Regions from separate parts of the Mus musculus genome. Here region 1 is linked to region 2. The links are chromatin loops, found by intact Hi-C in ENCODE. Cell type or tissue: heart. All regions are shown on one strand.

The links. Peaks named below come from ENCODE experiments on the same cell type or tissue, not always from the same donor. Only the 100,000 strongest peaks of a DNase experiment are listed, where the experiment ranks them.
Region 1: a loop joins it to region 2, with 2.2 times the contacts of the local background. A loop is called at or near these places in 2 of 42 quality-filtered maps.

What each region holds. Positions count from the first base shown.
Region 1 is chr10:27,978,078-27,986,077 of GRCm38, forward strand. No RefSeq gene overlaps it. Among named protein-coding and RNA genes, the nearest start is that of Ptprk, 93 kb to the right of the region's middle. In heart, no CTCF peak of the experiment used is centred here; no DNase peak of the experiment used is centred here.
Region 2 is chr10:28,071,367-28,079,366 of GRCm38, forward strand. Ptprk (protein tyrosine phosphatase, receptor type, K) reads left to right here and starts at 3,454. Exons shown (of 32, transcript NM_008983.2): 1 at 3,454-3,811. The coding sequence starts at 3,715. In heart, CTCF peaks have their summits at 3,223, 4,879 and 7,082; DNase peaks (open chromatin) are centred at 3,425, 4,375 and 4,965; H3K4me3 peaks cover 3,587 bases; H3K27ac peaks cover 2,938 bases.

The sequences.
Region 1 (8,000 bases), 93 kb before region 2:
GGGAAAGAATTGGAAGACTATAAAAAGAAATCTGTATTAAAAACAGGAAGAATTGATTACTAAGTGATTTAAAAATTTTTGGAGTTACAATAACCCACAATGTATACATCTCAAGACTAGCAAGTCTTAAGAATCTCCTGCATAGATGTAAATTTTTCCTGAGTCAGTCTTACTATTAGTAAACCCCATCAATTATTCACTGCTTTGCAAGAATTTTCACTCAGATGTCTTCCTACTAAGTCAGTAAAACACATTTTTATTCTGCAATTTGAAAGACAAGCAAAGAACCATCTCAAAAATCCCCATTCAGTTATCACATTAAACAAGTTCAATGTTTGTAAAACAGAGGAAAGTTTTCCTCTCCTTTGTCCCACCACAAGGATGATCTTCTCATTGGCAAGATTAATATATCATGTTCACTCAACCTATACTTTTCTTTATGATGTTAAAGTTTGGCCATTCCCTCCAATTAGCCCCATCTCTTGCTTTGGCCCTGGTAAAAATGCTTACTACTTTCCTTGTTGGCCATGTTTCTTCTAGACTTCCTTCAGAATTCCTTTCCCACTGTCCCTTCCAACCCTGCCTCTTTCCTTGTGTATTCGCATAGCAGCTTCCTCTGTCTCTATAGCCTTGGCTGTGAACATCATCAGGACCTCAGTTATGCCTGATTGGATTCAATGTTCAAAAGCTTTGACTGGAAACAGGAAGCCCAGAGAAATGGGGAACCCGTGTAACATGATCCATGTACAAGTAGGTAGTCAGTTCTCAATATTAATTAATTAACTTATTTATTTATTTACATTTCTCACATAAAAACTTAAAATACAGCTTCTAGATAGCTCTTCATTATTTAAAGAAAGGCTTTCAAAACTATATTGTGATAGTAAAGTTGTCTATGCCATATTAAATTCTGCAAAGGAAGAAAGCGTACACAAACCACTCTTCAGTTTGAGCATTTTGGACTCTCTGACATTTGCAAATGAATTTTGCAGGATTTTCTCCAAACCTGAGTACGTCCTTATGTACAGAATAGAATTGCAAATGAGACGTCTCCATTTTGTCATCATGCAAGCACCTCAAGTTCAACATAGTCAACACTGCGACATATGCATGCTGGAAAATCCAGTTTCTCCTCTCCCTGCAATCTGCTTCAGGGCGTACTTGAAATCTTTCATGTCATTGCCCTCATTTTCATGTCTATGATAAAGTTCAAAGATAATAGTAGAGCTAAATTCAGAACTCTAAATGACTTAGATGAAATCAGGTCATCACAGTGTGGATTGCCAAGTTGTAGTAGTTGCTGTAGGATGATAATAGGCAGAGTCTACTCTTTCTATTACTTCATTAAGCAGTGTGGTAAGACTTTTACATAAATTAACATAAAGAATACACACAAGCAAAAAATAGTACTATTATTATTGCCAAGTTGTAGAGGAAGAACAAGCACCAAAACAGACTCTGAAGTAATCTAGGCAATGCATTGATGCAGATAGGATCCAATTAAGATATGACTCACTGCAGAGCCCTACGAAGTGTGCTCAGCATCCATCCAACCTAAGCCAAATTATGGATGTTGAGACTGATGTTGAAGATGTTTTGAGTAACTTTAACAAGAGTTCTGTCGTCAATAATTCATCTCTTCCAGAATGATTCTGTAGAAAACATGACATTTAGACCCAGGCAGGTAGTTTACTCTGTGTTTATGGGAACTTGTGCAGTTTCAAGCCTCTTTTCCTTTGGAGGATTGCTGTTAGAGTTGGTGATTAGGTAAACAAAGAAGGGACTTCCCCTATCACCAAACTCACTACAAGTTATGAGTTTAGTCATAACCAGAGCGGCAGGAATCACCACTGCTTTGTTAATTTGTACAGAATAGAGTAGTATGCATAGCTTGGGCAGAGCGGATAATAAGGAGATGTTAGCCAAACCATCAGCTAGAAAACATGAATAAAAAAAATATTTTAGATCTACTGAGCAATACAGTGAGCCTACTCAGCAATATAGTGTGTCATATTTCAAGATAACTAAGAGAAAGTGTAAATGTTCTTACCATAAAAAGGAGTGACCAAGTTAATAAATTAATTGATTAGCTTGCTTAATTATCATATTATATACATAAACATGACATTGTACTTCAAAATATACAAAGTTTTATTTGGGAATTGACTCCTTTAATTGTTGTGGGTAAAGAAGGTTGGGTCCTAGTTCCTGAAGTTCAACATTCTAAGACTGATACAGGTTGAAGCCCATATACATAACTGCGGAGCTTCCCCTGACAGCCACATGGAGAAAAGCTCTTTGGGGACTAAAATGAACACAGACCAAAACAAGCATGACAGGTGAAAATGGAAGGAGATTTCAGATGATATTATTTGATGCCACCTTTTTGGCCAAGCTGCACGTAAGAAAAGGCTGCACTTTTCACTTGAGGCAGTACATGTGTGGGTTTCCCACTAATTCAAGCTAAAGTTCTGTCCCTTGCAACTGAGAGGTGCCTCCTGGAAAACTAGCTGTCTGTCAGTATAAATCTTGCACACTGACAGTTTCTATTGTACAACGAGTCAATCATAGATCACCACATATTGCTAATGGCCCATGTCTCTATTTGGAAACATTATAGGACATGTTGCTTGGAGTGAGTTTTGCACCAGGTGACCACCCACTACCTGCTCCCAGATTGTTTGCTGTGTGAAACTATGTAGGTGGGAAATGGGAAGGGGAAGAACAGAGGTAGTAGATGATCCTTGCTTCATTATGTGAGAATGATTTAAATTGTTCAACTTTTCTACTAAGCCCTACCAACATATCCAGCTTAATATACATAACAAGAGTAACATCAATGAGTAATTCACAAAAGACCATTGCTTGACCTCTCTTACCAGAGAAAGGTGCGCACACACACACACACACACACACACACACACACACACACACACGGCACAGGAATGGCCATGAAATTCAATCTCTCTCCCTCCCCTTGATGCATATTAGATTTATATTCCTAACAAGACTTAATGATTCATGTGATTTTTTTTATGACTAATGGGGCTGTGAACATAAATGATATTTTTACGCAGGAGCCAGAATATGAAATAGTAAATTCCAAATCCTCTAGAACTATTCTAAATAGGATTTCAGAGGAGGGCCATACAGACCAGGGTATCCATCTCACTGAAAAAGGTAGGTGGCTCTGAGCAAGATATAAGCCCAAGTTGTTCTGTGTTACTAAAGTTTGGGAGTTGATTGCTACAATGGATGCCATAGCTGGTCCTGGGTAAAATAAAATGTGGAAACTCTCAGTGGCCTACTCTTTACAATGAGAATTCAAATTACATGCTTACATACTTTTAACGGCAGGATAAATGGAGTAAAGCTTTCTAGAGAGTATTTTGGCAGAATGTCCTAGCACATTATTAAATTGTTTATTTTTCTCCTGGCAATAGATTCCAGACAAAAGCAATAAGGAAATAGAAGAAAGAAATGTCAGCATTGACAACCAAAGTTCTATTTTCTAAGAGATGTGGTAGCAAACTTGTTTAATACTATTGCAGTGTACTATAGATTAAGAGAACTCCACACCAAGTTCAGGTCCTTAATGATTATTCCAGTCTCCTTCTCTTATTGGTTGCCATTATCTTTACAAAGCTTTAGTTTTAAAAATTGGACCCAGAAAGACTTGTTGAAGAATTGGTGAAAGGATTGAGAGGGTCAAGAACACCACAAGACCTACAAAGTCAACTAACCAGGACTCATGGAGGCTCACAGAGACAGAACCACCAACCAAAGAGCATGCATGGGCTGGACCTAGGCCCCCTACACACATATAGCAGATATGAACTTTATTTTCATGTTCGTCCCCTAACAATTGGTGTGAAGGCTGACTCTGACTCTGTTGCTTAACTTTGGATCCCCTTTCCTTAGCTGGGCTGCCCAGTCTGGCCTCAGTGGGAAAAGATATACTTAGTCCTGCTGTGATTTGATGGCCCAGGGCAGACTGGTATCCATGGGGGTTTTCCCCTTCTCTTTGGAGGTAATGATGGGGGACAGGTTATGTGAGCATAAGACTGGGAAGGGAGAGATAAAGTGAATAAAAATAAAATGCTCCCATGGCCTTGGAATCTAGCTCAGTTGGTAGAGTGTTTGCCCAGTGTACACAAGGCTGCCAAATCAACCAAGCACATACTTGTAATTCCAACCCTGAAGAGGGGAAGGCAGGAAGACCAGTTCAAAGCCATCCTTGGCTCAATAATTTTTTTCAAGACCAATCTGGATACTTGAAATCTATTTCAATGTTTTTAAATTAAATTAAAGGAACTGGAGATATGGCTCAGTGGTTTAGAGTGCTTGCTGCACTTCCAAAGTATCCAAATTCAGTTCCTAGCACCCATATTGAACAAATCAAATCTTCCTATATAACTCCTGCTCTAGAGGACTGGCAGCAGCACTGGACACCATGAGCTTGTTAGGCTGCCACCCTCCAACCGGAAAATGTTTCGCCTCTATTGTTCATTGTGATAACCAGGAAGCTGCTGGCCCCCTGCTATGCTGGGGCAGGCTCCTTCTTAAATGTCAAAGAGCAGATATTAATACACCTTCTTTTCTGACAAATTGCAGGAAAGGAGAGGGAGGGGTTTCATTCATTATATTAAATATCTTACACGCTCAAAATGAGGGAACTTTCCCTCTCCCAAAAAAAGGTGGGAATCAGGAATGGGGAGAAGTTTTGGTGAGACCCTTGTGCAAGTTCCTTGGCACTAACATATCAGTCCTGAAAGAAACACCACATAAAAACATGAGTAAGGCTTGGAGTTTCTCCCCAGACTGTAGAATGGTTTCAGTTTTGTTTATTAAAGGAATGTGTGTGGTTTCTCACTCATAAACATAAAAGTGTTTATAATGATTAAAGTGTGAATCTTTAAGACCAGCTTTGGAAACAACTTTCCTTTCTTCCCACTCAAGTTCAGGGCTCTCACCATTTCCAAGATTCCCATAAACAATTTATTTTCTGTAGCAGAATTTTCCCCTAATTGATTAGAATAATAAATGCAAGAAGCCAATCACTGGGAGAGAAGAAGGTGGGACTTCCAGTTCTGAGAGAGGAAGAGGGAAGGCAGAAGGAAGGAAATTCCTATTGGACTGTGGGATCAAGGAGTCATAATGTAGAAGGCCAGGGGCTGTTAGTTCAGGTGGTCATTTGCCACTGGAAGATTTCTAACATAGAATAGTTGATAAACAGAATGCTAGGTTCTGTACCCAGCAGTTGTGTTATCTGTTGCCTCTAAACTAAGATTGTCTGGTGTCTTCCTTCTCGCATAGATTCTACTGAGCTCCAGGGAAAGGTAACCACAGCTGAGCATGGGATTGCAACAGTGCACTCCAGGTAGTTGCAGAAATATGAGAGTGCTGAGCAGGTTTGGCAGCAGCCAGCCATGGGGTAAAGAGAGCGATCTCAATGTCCTTCCATGCCTTTTCTCCAGACCTAGTCCTTTGTGATTTAAACATGGACGTTAGATTCCTGGGATGACCATGAGAGGGTAATTACGGCCATGGGCTCAAAGTAATGCCCACCTAGATTAGACAATTCCACCAGAATGAATCCAAAGCTACAGCCTGAAGGTGGCCTTGTGTCAGCTCATGTTTTCACAGTTCCATTAGTCTGTGTCTTTCCTTGAAGCTCCGACTGTCTTTGTTTTGAGGCATGCTTTCTTAACACGTGATTTGCTCTGTCAACTCTCCACTAATAACAACTTTGCTTCCTCTAAATCCATTCAGCAATCTTTCTTTGAAAGATTTATGTTGCCTTTCCTTTCTGAAGTCTTTTGAGATGGGCAGTAAGATTAGTTTAGTTGTTTCACCTTCACGGTGGTAGTTCCCCAACCACTGGCCCTTCTAGGTGATGTTGGAGGGGACAGGTACTCTAAGACTCATTCTTCCCTGAGGCCTAGAATGAAGAGGCTCAGCGCTACAACTGTGCCTAGACTGCCTGCATTTCCAAAGACCTCTCTTTTGAAATCAAAGGTTTAATACAAATGGGAATGGAATCCTTCAAAGGAAAAGAGCAGTCTTTGAATGCGTGGCTTTGAGCCTTGGAGCAGAAGCACGTCATCTAATTTGCACATGTTGCCAACAAGATGAGAAGTGTTCTAGATGAATATACCTGACATGCATTCCAGACATGTGACAGAATTAGCAATGATGCAAAGCTTTGGCATTTTGTGGTTTTCATTTGATTTTCCTGGATACGTTCGTCATTTGTTTGTAAAGCCCAGAACATTTAGACTTCAGGAATAATAAAAGAAACTCTATGGTTTACTAGAATAGTTCAAATTGATTTTTCTATTCAGGAGCAAAGATAAATTGTCTTGATTCATAAAATCCAGTCACAATTTTATTATGCTTATATCTATTTTCAAATATCATAAATGTTTTGTAATAAGTACAGTGATCAGTTTTTAAAAATCCCAAACCTGGGCCCGATCAAACACAGAAATGATGGTGTCCCTGGGGAAGTCAGGGTTCTCTTTGGGTGTTAATGTCATTAGCAAAAGAATCTAGAAGAAACTTGGAGAGAAGCTGGAGGACAATTTTATTAGAGAAAAGTAACAGGGCAGGAAAGCTATAGGTTTGACAGCTGCCAGAGGAAGGAGATGGGATGGTGAAAACAGAAAGCTGTTCCTCCTTGCATATCCATGGAGGAAACGCTGCTACTCTGCCTTCCTGTAATGCATTAGATGATAGATCTGAAAACCCACAAGTGTAATTTTTCCATATGGATCAACCTATTACTTTTGAAAATTGAATAACCAATATAAATAGATATAGGGAGATTGATATATATTAATATATACTCTTTAGTTTACTGCAAGTTGATAGACTACACCAACCCCTGCAAAGGAGGGTCTCAAATGTGAACGTGCAGGTGTTTCGTTTTTAGGTGGGCATTTTATGTAATTTCCATGATACCACCACATAGAAACCAGAACTGGAAACAGGTAATGTTTTCTGTGTGCTCTACTAACAGTTCTCAGCAGTAATTGCATGGCATCACCCACTTAAATACACTGTAAACTGTATCATTGCTCTGAGTCTGAAGAATGTTTCCCTGGCATAGATTTTAGAGCTTCTGTTTATTTATTTGGTCATATAAGAGATGCCAACTTTGTGACTTCACCCTGTACAACTGGGAAACAGGATGTGGTTCATCGGTTCTACCAGTTGCAGTGAATCAGTGATAAAAACATATTTCCATGGTAACCCTTCCCATCCATTCAGTGGGGAGACTCCATTATGCCCACAAGGATTAATGATGGAGCATTAACACTGATAATCATAATGAAGAGAGCTGTCCAAGAGTGGAACAACTCAACCCTGACATTTGGGATGAAACAGGAAGGAGTCTAGTCTTGTGCTGAAGAAAACAATACTGAAGAACTGGGAGATGAAATCAAATGCTTCTGTCTGCTGCCAGAAGAATACTATGGAATCTAGTATGGGAAGGGTCTCAATTAGGACCAAGTGGACATGAGAAAAAGTGACTCAAAGAAGAACCAGGGGGACAGAGAGTGGACAGTGCCCAGGTCAAAACTCTACTCTGTTGGTTTATATTTTGATAGGAAGTTATAGGAAACCCTTTTAAGGGACTTTTTTCAACTGCAGTTTACCCTTGTTTATAGCTCTATCACTTAGGTCCTTTCTGGGGAAAAAATGTATCCTTTCACAATGTACTAACAGCAACATTCCAATCTGCTGTACAGAGATGGGGACATTGTACAAACCAATAGTGTGAAACCTGAAGAGCCAAAGATATGACTCAGGTACCAGCCTTGGGAAAATTACAGACATAAAGAAAGGCTACTACACCTTCCTGCAACAGGGTGCAGACACCCCAATGCTCACAAGGGATCTTAGCAGTTACTGGATCTTGGCTATTTAGCTAGCTGTTAGCGTGCTAATCTTTTTTTTTTCCATTTTTTATTAGGTATTTAGCTCATTTACATTTC
Region 2 (8,000 bases):
CTAAGTTCATGATTGTAGCTAATAGGTGGTAAATCAGCAAGCATAAAAGACATTTTATGGTTCAAAGGGCAACCCCAGACCAGCAATCCTAGAAAGATTGTTACAAGTGAGTTCTAAGCCAGAAACAAAACAAAACAAAACAAAACAAAAATAACAGCAACAAAAAACCCAAATGAAGCTAGTGACCTTTCCATTGACTACAACCAACTATGTAGCAAAAAAATAAAAAAATAAATTAGGACCACCACCACCCAAAACAAAAACATTCCAGGAATATAGGTATGTGCAGCTGTAAAACTTAACAAAGCTAAGTTAACTGGTAATTGAATTAATACTACTCTCCCCCCTGTGACATTGAATCTGGAATGCAGGGATTTGAACTTGCCAGAGGACTGTTCTGCCACTGAGCTATGCCAAGCTCATGTTTTCTTGTTGTTGACATTGATTGTTTTAATTAGTCTTTTATGTCTTGTGTTGCATTGGTGTTTTGCCTGCATTTATGTCTGTGTGAAGGTGTCAAGTCACTTGGAGCTGGAATACTGATAGTTGTGAGCTACCATGTAGGTGCTAGGAATTGAATTTGAGTCTCTGAAGGAGCAGCCTCTGCTCTCAACTGCTAAGCCATCTCTCCAGCTCGAAGAGAGATGTTTCTTTGTTTGTTCTTGACTGTAGAATTATGTCATGTCATGGCTTTATTGTAATACATTACATAGAACATAGACTTTACCATATTACCCACTTTGAGTGTGTCATTTGTTGATACTAAATTTATCCACACAGCCTTACAGCCTTCACCACCAGCCTTCCCTCTCCAGGTTTTTTCTTCTTCTTTTAAAAAAAAGATTTCATTTTTAGTAATGTATACATGTGTGTTCGCTTGTGCGTGTACGTGTGGAGTGTGTGTCTGTGTGTCTGTATGTCCTGGTGTGGCACTGTGAATGCAGGTGCTCCATGAATCCATATGAGGGTGTCAGGAATGATGGAACTGAAGTTAGAGGTGGCTAGCCCTCTGACATGGCCCCTAAGAGCCAAACTCTGGAAGAGCAGAAAGGGCTCTTAACCATTAAACCCTCTCTATAACCCCCAGGCTTTTTCTCTCTAACCTGAAAGTTTATATTGTCTTCAGCTAACCTTCCCCAATGTTTGATCATAAACTCTCTTCCCTCTGCAGTTTCCTTTCTCCATAAAATTCCATTTTGTATATTATGAAAGACATCTACTAAGTAACACGCTTTATAAATGGAGTTGGCTTGTAAGTAGACATTTAATTATTTTCACATTTTTTTTGTAAATATCTTAGTTCCTAAAACATTTTTTAAAATATATATTTGGTGTTAGTGTTTGGACAGCAACTAGATAAAAGAATATGAACATTTCATTGTTTTCTTAAAATAAAAAAATGCTGAGGTAGGAGAGTGGCAGGTTCAAGACCAACTTACTACTAAAGTGATTCTAAGCCCCCTAGTCCATGTTTGTTATGAGCCCTAAGGATAAAGCTCCAAGTTGCTTGCCCAAAATGTTACTGCATTTTTTCTGGTTTTATTGAGATGGCATCTCTATTAATTCCTTTTAAGGATTTCCTTCTCTGTCTTCCTTTCCCCTCCCTTGTTTGGGTAAATTACTTTCTCCCTAGTCTTGTTTCCTTGTATGTGTACCACAAGACTCTTACCTGAACTTGATTCCTAACTGTGGTAGTGTCCATTTAAGATGCCTGGTACACTTTAGGCACCCTCACAGCATTTTCGTACTGTTATTTCTCTACCATAGAGAAAATGAACCAAATTCTTTATCCCTTGACTCCGGGAATGACTATGACAAGAAGTGAGGTTCTATCCACTATCTGTAGGTCTCGGAAGGGCTTCGTTTGCATGCTTACTCAAACAAATTGCCAAGTGATGAACATTTTTCATGCAAGAATAGACAGACAAATTCATATATGGACAGACAAGTTTCCTTTGCCTTTACTCTGGCAAATTACTGCTAATTTTAGAAAGTTTTGCTAAGTCTTCAGAAAAGAAAATAATAGGTTTTTGGTTACCTGTGATCTAATAAAGCTCTTTAGTGTACGAAATAAGGACCCTTGGTAGAGTGTGCTTAAAGTTATAGGTTAATGAGCTAAGGAACATTGACATTGTACCCAGAGGGAGATGACTGAACTATGCTGAACTGAATTGACAAGTGTTGGGCTTGTTACAGGTACTAATGAGCAGTCATCAAGGCTGTAGCGTAACGGACTTTCTATCCTCAGCAAATAAAAAAGAAACCCATTTTCTCCCTTCTTCATCAATATGTATAATATATGTGCATAGATGTGTGTGTGTGTAGTATACAGTCACTTGCATCTATTCCAAACCTAGTCATAACAGCATGTATTAATTACAGAAATATGTGGCTCGGTTAATGATGAGAATGCTGTATTAAATTGAATTTCACTTCATTTTGATTTTAAAAGGCTAAAGACATTTTGAGTGACTGACAGGTGCCAATCAAGGCTATTATTAGCAGTTGCATATATAGCATCAAAATTCAAAAAAAAAGTTAGGCTTATTCAGTTTTGGTCATACTTACATGTGTCATAATTTGCAGACATGAGTAAAAGTAAGCAACTATACAGCGTTGCTACAGAAGCAAGTGAAGGTGGCATTTGGAGAAATCACACCAAGCTGCTAAGGTAGCAAAACTGACTTCCTGCCTGTAACACAGCACACAGCATTGGGTTCCTTCGGAGCAACCATGCTGTGCTCATTGTTGGGATAAACTCCTTTTATTAAATACTTATTTCTTATATAGCTACAAGACAGTAAAAATCAAAACAAAACCAAGTCTTGCTCTACTCCACCAGGCTATGCGAAGGCTGAGCGGCTGGGAGCTTCCCAATGACAAATAAACCAGAAACGAGGCACGCCAGCTGTTCACACTGGAAACTTACCCAACATTTTATTTTGGTCCAAGTTTTATTTATTTCGTGAACAAACGAGAGTAAGTTTTCAATGGGGTAGGGAGCCTTATTCCTTATCCTATCAATAAGGAAGAGTGAAATTTCAGTGCAGGTCGGCGTTTTAAAGGTCACATCTACGCTCCCTTTTCTTCCTACCACCAGCCGCTCTGGTGGGACCGCCACCTTGGGGACAGAACCCCAGGACACCTCTCCTCGGGCGCCTCCTCCGTCGTCCGCCCACAGTTCTGCCTCTCAGAGTTGAATCTCAGGGATCCGGCAGGGAGCTGCGCCAGGTCCCCCTTTCCCGCTCGCCGCCAGAGAGCCGCGCGGCCACCGAGCCCAGGTGGCGAACAAAGGCGGCGCGGGGCGCAGGGCGCGGGGCGCGCGGCCCGGCTGGCGCGCGTCTCCCTAGCAGGAGGCGGCAGTGGCGGCGGCGCGCACCGGAGCCCGCATTCCTCCGAAGCTGCCGGAGCCCGCGGGGCGACGTCACCCCAGGCTCCGCCCCCGTCCCTCCCAGAGCAAACTAACTCTGGACTACCCTGAGCAGCCTCTGCCTAGCATGGAGAGCGGCGGCCGCGGCTGGCGGGCGACGCTGGAGACGCTTTCGCCCGCGAGGTAGTTGGCCGACGTTGCGCAAGGACGAAAGTGCTGGCGGGTGGCCGCGGCGTCTCCGCGAGCCCCCCGACGAGGCCGGGCGGGCTGCTGGCTGGCGGATTTCACCGCGATTCCCCCGGAGGCTCTTTGCAAAGCTGCTTGAAACTTCTCCCAAACTCGCCATGGATGTGGCGGCCGCTGCGTTGCCTGCTTTTGTAGCTCTCTGGCTTCTGTACCCGTGGCCTCTCCTGGGGTCGGCCCTTGGCCAGTTCTCAGCAGGTGAGAGGTTGGGGGTGGTCTGTGTCTGTCCACAGTCTTGGACTCAGGCAGGAAGGACTGACTGATTGCTGGTGCTGGGTTCGGGGATCCAGGGGGCGTCCGCTTAAGGTGGCGGGGGTGGTGGTGGTGCAGGTTGGAGCTAGGTCTGTCCTGGGAGTTTGTGTCAGGCGGGACGCAGGGCCAAGAGCTGTGCGCCCCCGTGCGCAGGTAACTTTTACGTTCTCGACCCATTGTTTCTGAGGCTAGTCCGGCGCGCAGACAGCCCAGGGTGTGCTGGATGGAGTGTGTGGCGACCTTGCTTTTCCTGGGTGTTCTTTTTGCCTGGGAGTCGGGAGCAGTCCACAGCATTAGTTAGGGAAGTGAGGAAGAAAAAGTACTTAGGGCTCCCGGGACCACGATTTTATGGCTCGCTGAGCTGGCTAGTGGCTCTCTGTCGCCAGACTGTTCAAAATTTCCCCGGGAAGTCTTTGTGAGAATTGTGGAGACACATAGGGACCGATCTCGGTGTGTTCTGCCAGGTGCTTTTTGTCCCGGGTATAACCGCCTCTGACTATTGTCCAGCTACTTCCCGGTGCCTCCTGGAGGCTCCTTCCTCCTCTGCTGAGGGTTCAGAGTTGCTCCTGGATAGATTACAGAGCACACAGCGTGGAGCACGTTGTATGTATACATTGGCAGAGTCCGTACGACGTTTGTAAATGTAGCTCTAAGGGTAGATTCAGAGCTGTCCTGGGCAGCGAGTTCTGGGCTCCCATTCCCGGAAGGCTTACCCTATTTATGGGGCGAAGCCACCACAAAGCTCAAATCTGGCTCCACACCACCCTGAGTCCGCCTGGGTGACCTGGGCTGGGAACGTTCGCTGTTCTCCTGGACAACCCAGGAGTGAGACGTGATGCGATATTCCAGGCTATCCCTTTGAGTTCTAAGTAAAACCGCTCAGATAAGTCCCAGGATTCCGGGTCTTTCAGACTGGTGGTCTCTGTTCCCGTCCAGTTTTGATATCCTGCCTGTAGGTCGCTGGCTTCTATGTATCTGCCGGCTCTGAAGTTTCACCAGGTGGACGCTGGGGAGCGGGCTCCCAGGTTTAAGCCTCTGCCTCCCACAAGGCTTTACAACTTTTCTGGTTAACCCACCCAGCCCAGCAAGGTTGGAGGGCGCATCCGCTGCTGCCTTGGTTCCCAGTGTTTGTGGAAACACAGAGTGGCCAGAGGGTGACGGGAAACGCGACAGCCGCGCTCCTGGCTGAACCAGCAGGATGGGAAGACAGAACTTACTTTGTACTTGATAGTTTCATTGTTGAGACTGCTCGATTTCCTGGAAATACACTCACCATGATGTTTTCCGGAGCAAATCGTCCCTTAGCTTTTCTTTCCCCCTCCCCTTTAGGAGTTAGACCTCGGAGTCTGGAGCTTGAGTGTATCCTCCTCGTAGGCAGAGACTATGAAATGGTAGCAGGCAAAGGAAAGACCGTGTGTGGGGTGGTGTGCAGAAGGCACCAGCTCTATGCAATGAATTCCGACGACTTAATTTAATTTTCTGGTTTCCGCGTTACCGAGTGTCTCTGCCATACAATGCTGTTAGTATTGGAACCATGCTTGATGTAACTCATTATATGCAGCAAGTTGGAGGGAGTATTGATTTCTACACGGTGCTTGTCGCTTCACGGAGAGCCTTGCTTGAGGAGGCATGTTATTTGTTAATTGAACTTTACCAGTTACATGATTAAACACATGTATTTAGAACTGGAGACTAGTGATGTCTTAGCAGCTGATGGATAGATTTTCAACATGTGAGAATTTTTTCTCTTTAAAAATGTTATTTATCATTTAATCACTGTGTACCGAGAGTGCCTCATCACACTGTGCAGATTTGTTTCTGGGAGTTTATAATGAATGCAGGCTCCACAGATCTGGCTCTCATCCTTATGTTTGCCCACAAATGAAGGCCTTTTATCTCTTGAGTTTAAAGTCAGATTGCGCACCTATCTGTTTTTCTCCAGAGATTGAAAGTTGGTTTTTGTAGACATCTCTTTTCTTCTGGCTGTCATAAATCATTTGGTATTGTAATGCCATTAAACTCTATGGCATATTTGTTAAAAAAAAAAAAAAGCATTGACTAGGGACAAGAAATTGGAAGTGCTTTGTTTTGTTCCTTGCTTCCCCCCTTCCCACTATTCTATTTTAAATGAGGAACTTTTGGAGGCATTTAAATGAACATGCTTTAAAGAGCTGAAGAGACATATTTTCTAAATTCTAAAGTACTTCATCCTACTATATATGCATTTTATAACATGATCACCAAGGGTGGTTCACCACTTTCCAGGAGTACTCTGTGGCTGTTAATGTAGGAAACATAACTACACATTTGGGAGGATAGTGTAGTTGGGAATGTGTGTATGTCATATATACATTGGATCTCTGTGTGTGTCTCAGTCACACATTTAACACTTTCAGAGTGCAACCTTCTCCTTTCTGTCTGCAGTTCAAGTGTAAAAGTGCTCCACAGTAAACATCTTTAAGGCCACGACTTTATCTATACATTTTACCTTTTACTTGAGTCTCTGAAAATGACACTTTTATCTGTATTCTATCCAGGAAAACTGAAGTGTGGGAAACCAGTCTGCTACTCCAGTCTATTTACTAGGCTGTGTAGCTGTTAATGTTGGTATCACTGTGGAAGCAAGCTTATTGTAGAACCCAAACCCGACAAAACCAGTCTCACTTGGAAACTCAGCTTTCTCATCTATAAAATGGGGATAATAATACCTGTCCTGACCTTTCCACATAGTTTTTATGAAGATCAAGTGAAGTCATTTATGTGCACTGTCAACTGTAGAGCATGGTGCAGCAACCTGGGGTGTAATCATCATAAATTATGGTAGCCCAGTGCCAGAGTTTCAGCTTTTATGGCTTTTAAACTCTTAGAACTCTCTTCTCAGCAAGTATAGGCTGTTCAGCAAGGAGTGTGTGTGTGTGTGTGTGTGTGTGAGAGAGAGAGAGAGAGAGAGAGAGAGAGAGAGAGAGTTCTTCCACTAGTCATCCATTTTCACCACAATTGATTCTGACCATGAGTTTATGATAGAAATCATCTTTGATCAATTTTTAGCTTAGCTATGCACATCTTTCAAAAATTATACTTATGTAAGAGTCACTGTTAATACCTCTAGTATCCTAACTACAGGAAAAATACTTGTGAATCTTGTTATTTTAAAGAAATTTCCTGGTTCAGCATTTTCTCAGTGCAGAGAATTACATGTGCCTTTGGATGCAGTCTTATCAATGACCTAGAGAGGGACTATTGTGTCTGTATGAAGTAAGCCTGAGAAAGCTGCTTTGGAAGAGGTCCTGGCATATCACCCTTCTCATCCCTTAGGAACTTACAACTCATCTGAACAGAACCACTTGCCTTGTGTTTGTCTTCTTGTCTCTAGTTCAAACTTAATTTTCTCTTATTATTATTGTCTACTGGGAGGAGACTCGGAGCCAGTCTGTGTTAAGGCTTGCCATTTCTTTTTCTAGTTTTGATTGACTGGTACCCTTCAGTGTCTAACTACATTACAATTGCAAACTGTACTCCAGGTCTGTTTTTCTCTCTCACTGGTTCCCTTATATCTGAATTTCCTTGCTCGTGAGATGTCATTTTGTGTCTGGACCGCCCAGACGGGAAGAGGCAGGTTTCGCTGCTGTTTGGTCATTGGCATGTGTGTTGCTGACAGCTCTTCTCTTTGTGTTCATGAATGTGAATCTCAAAAATAAATCAATAAATCAATCCCTCTGCTCCTCTGTCCCTCTTCCACACCCCTCCCACGCCTTGCTGGTAACAACTAAGCCCCACATGCATATTCAAAAATCAGAAGCTTTTGGTTTTCATCAAATATCTCTAGGAGCTGCTTTATATATGTTCTTAAATACTAGACGTATGACCAGTCCGCTACCCAAATCTAAGACAACCCCTTTGTTCAACATTGATGTATTAGTATGTATTTCTTGGATCCTCAAATAGGGTTTACATGCTATAGTTCCATGTAGAGAAAGTGTGTTGGCTCCCACTAATGTTTGTCAACTGCCTTTTACTGTTTCTGCCCGAGTGTGTTTCTGTGTGTTTTGACAGAGTAGGTCATGCTGAGTGTGAGTCGGCACTGTTTCCATTTCCTAGACTTGTTCTTCATTGAGGGGAGGACAGGGAATTGCTG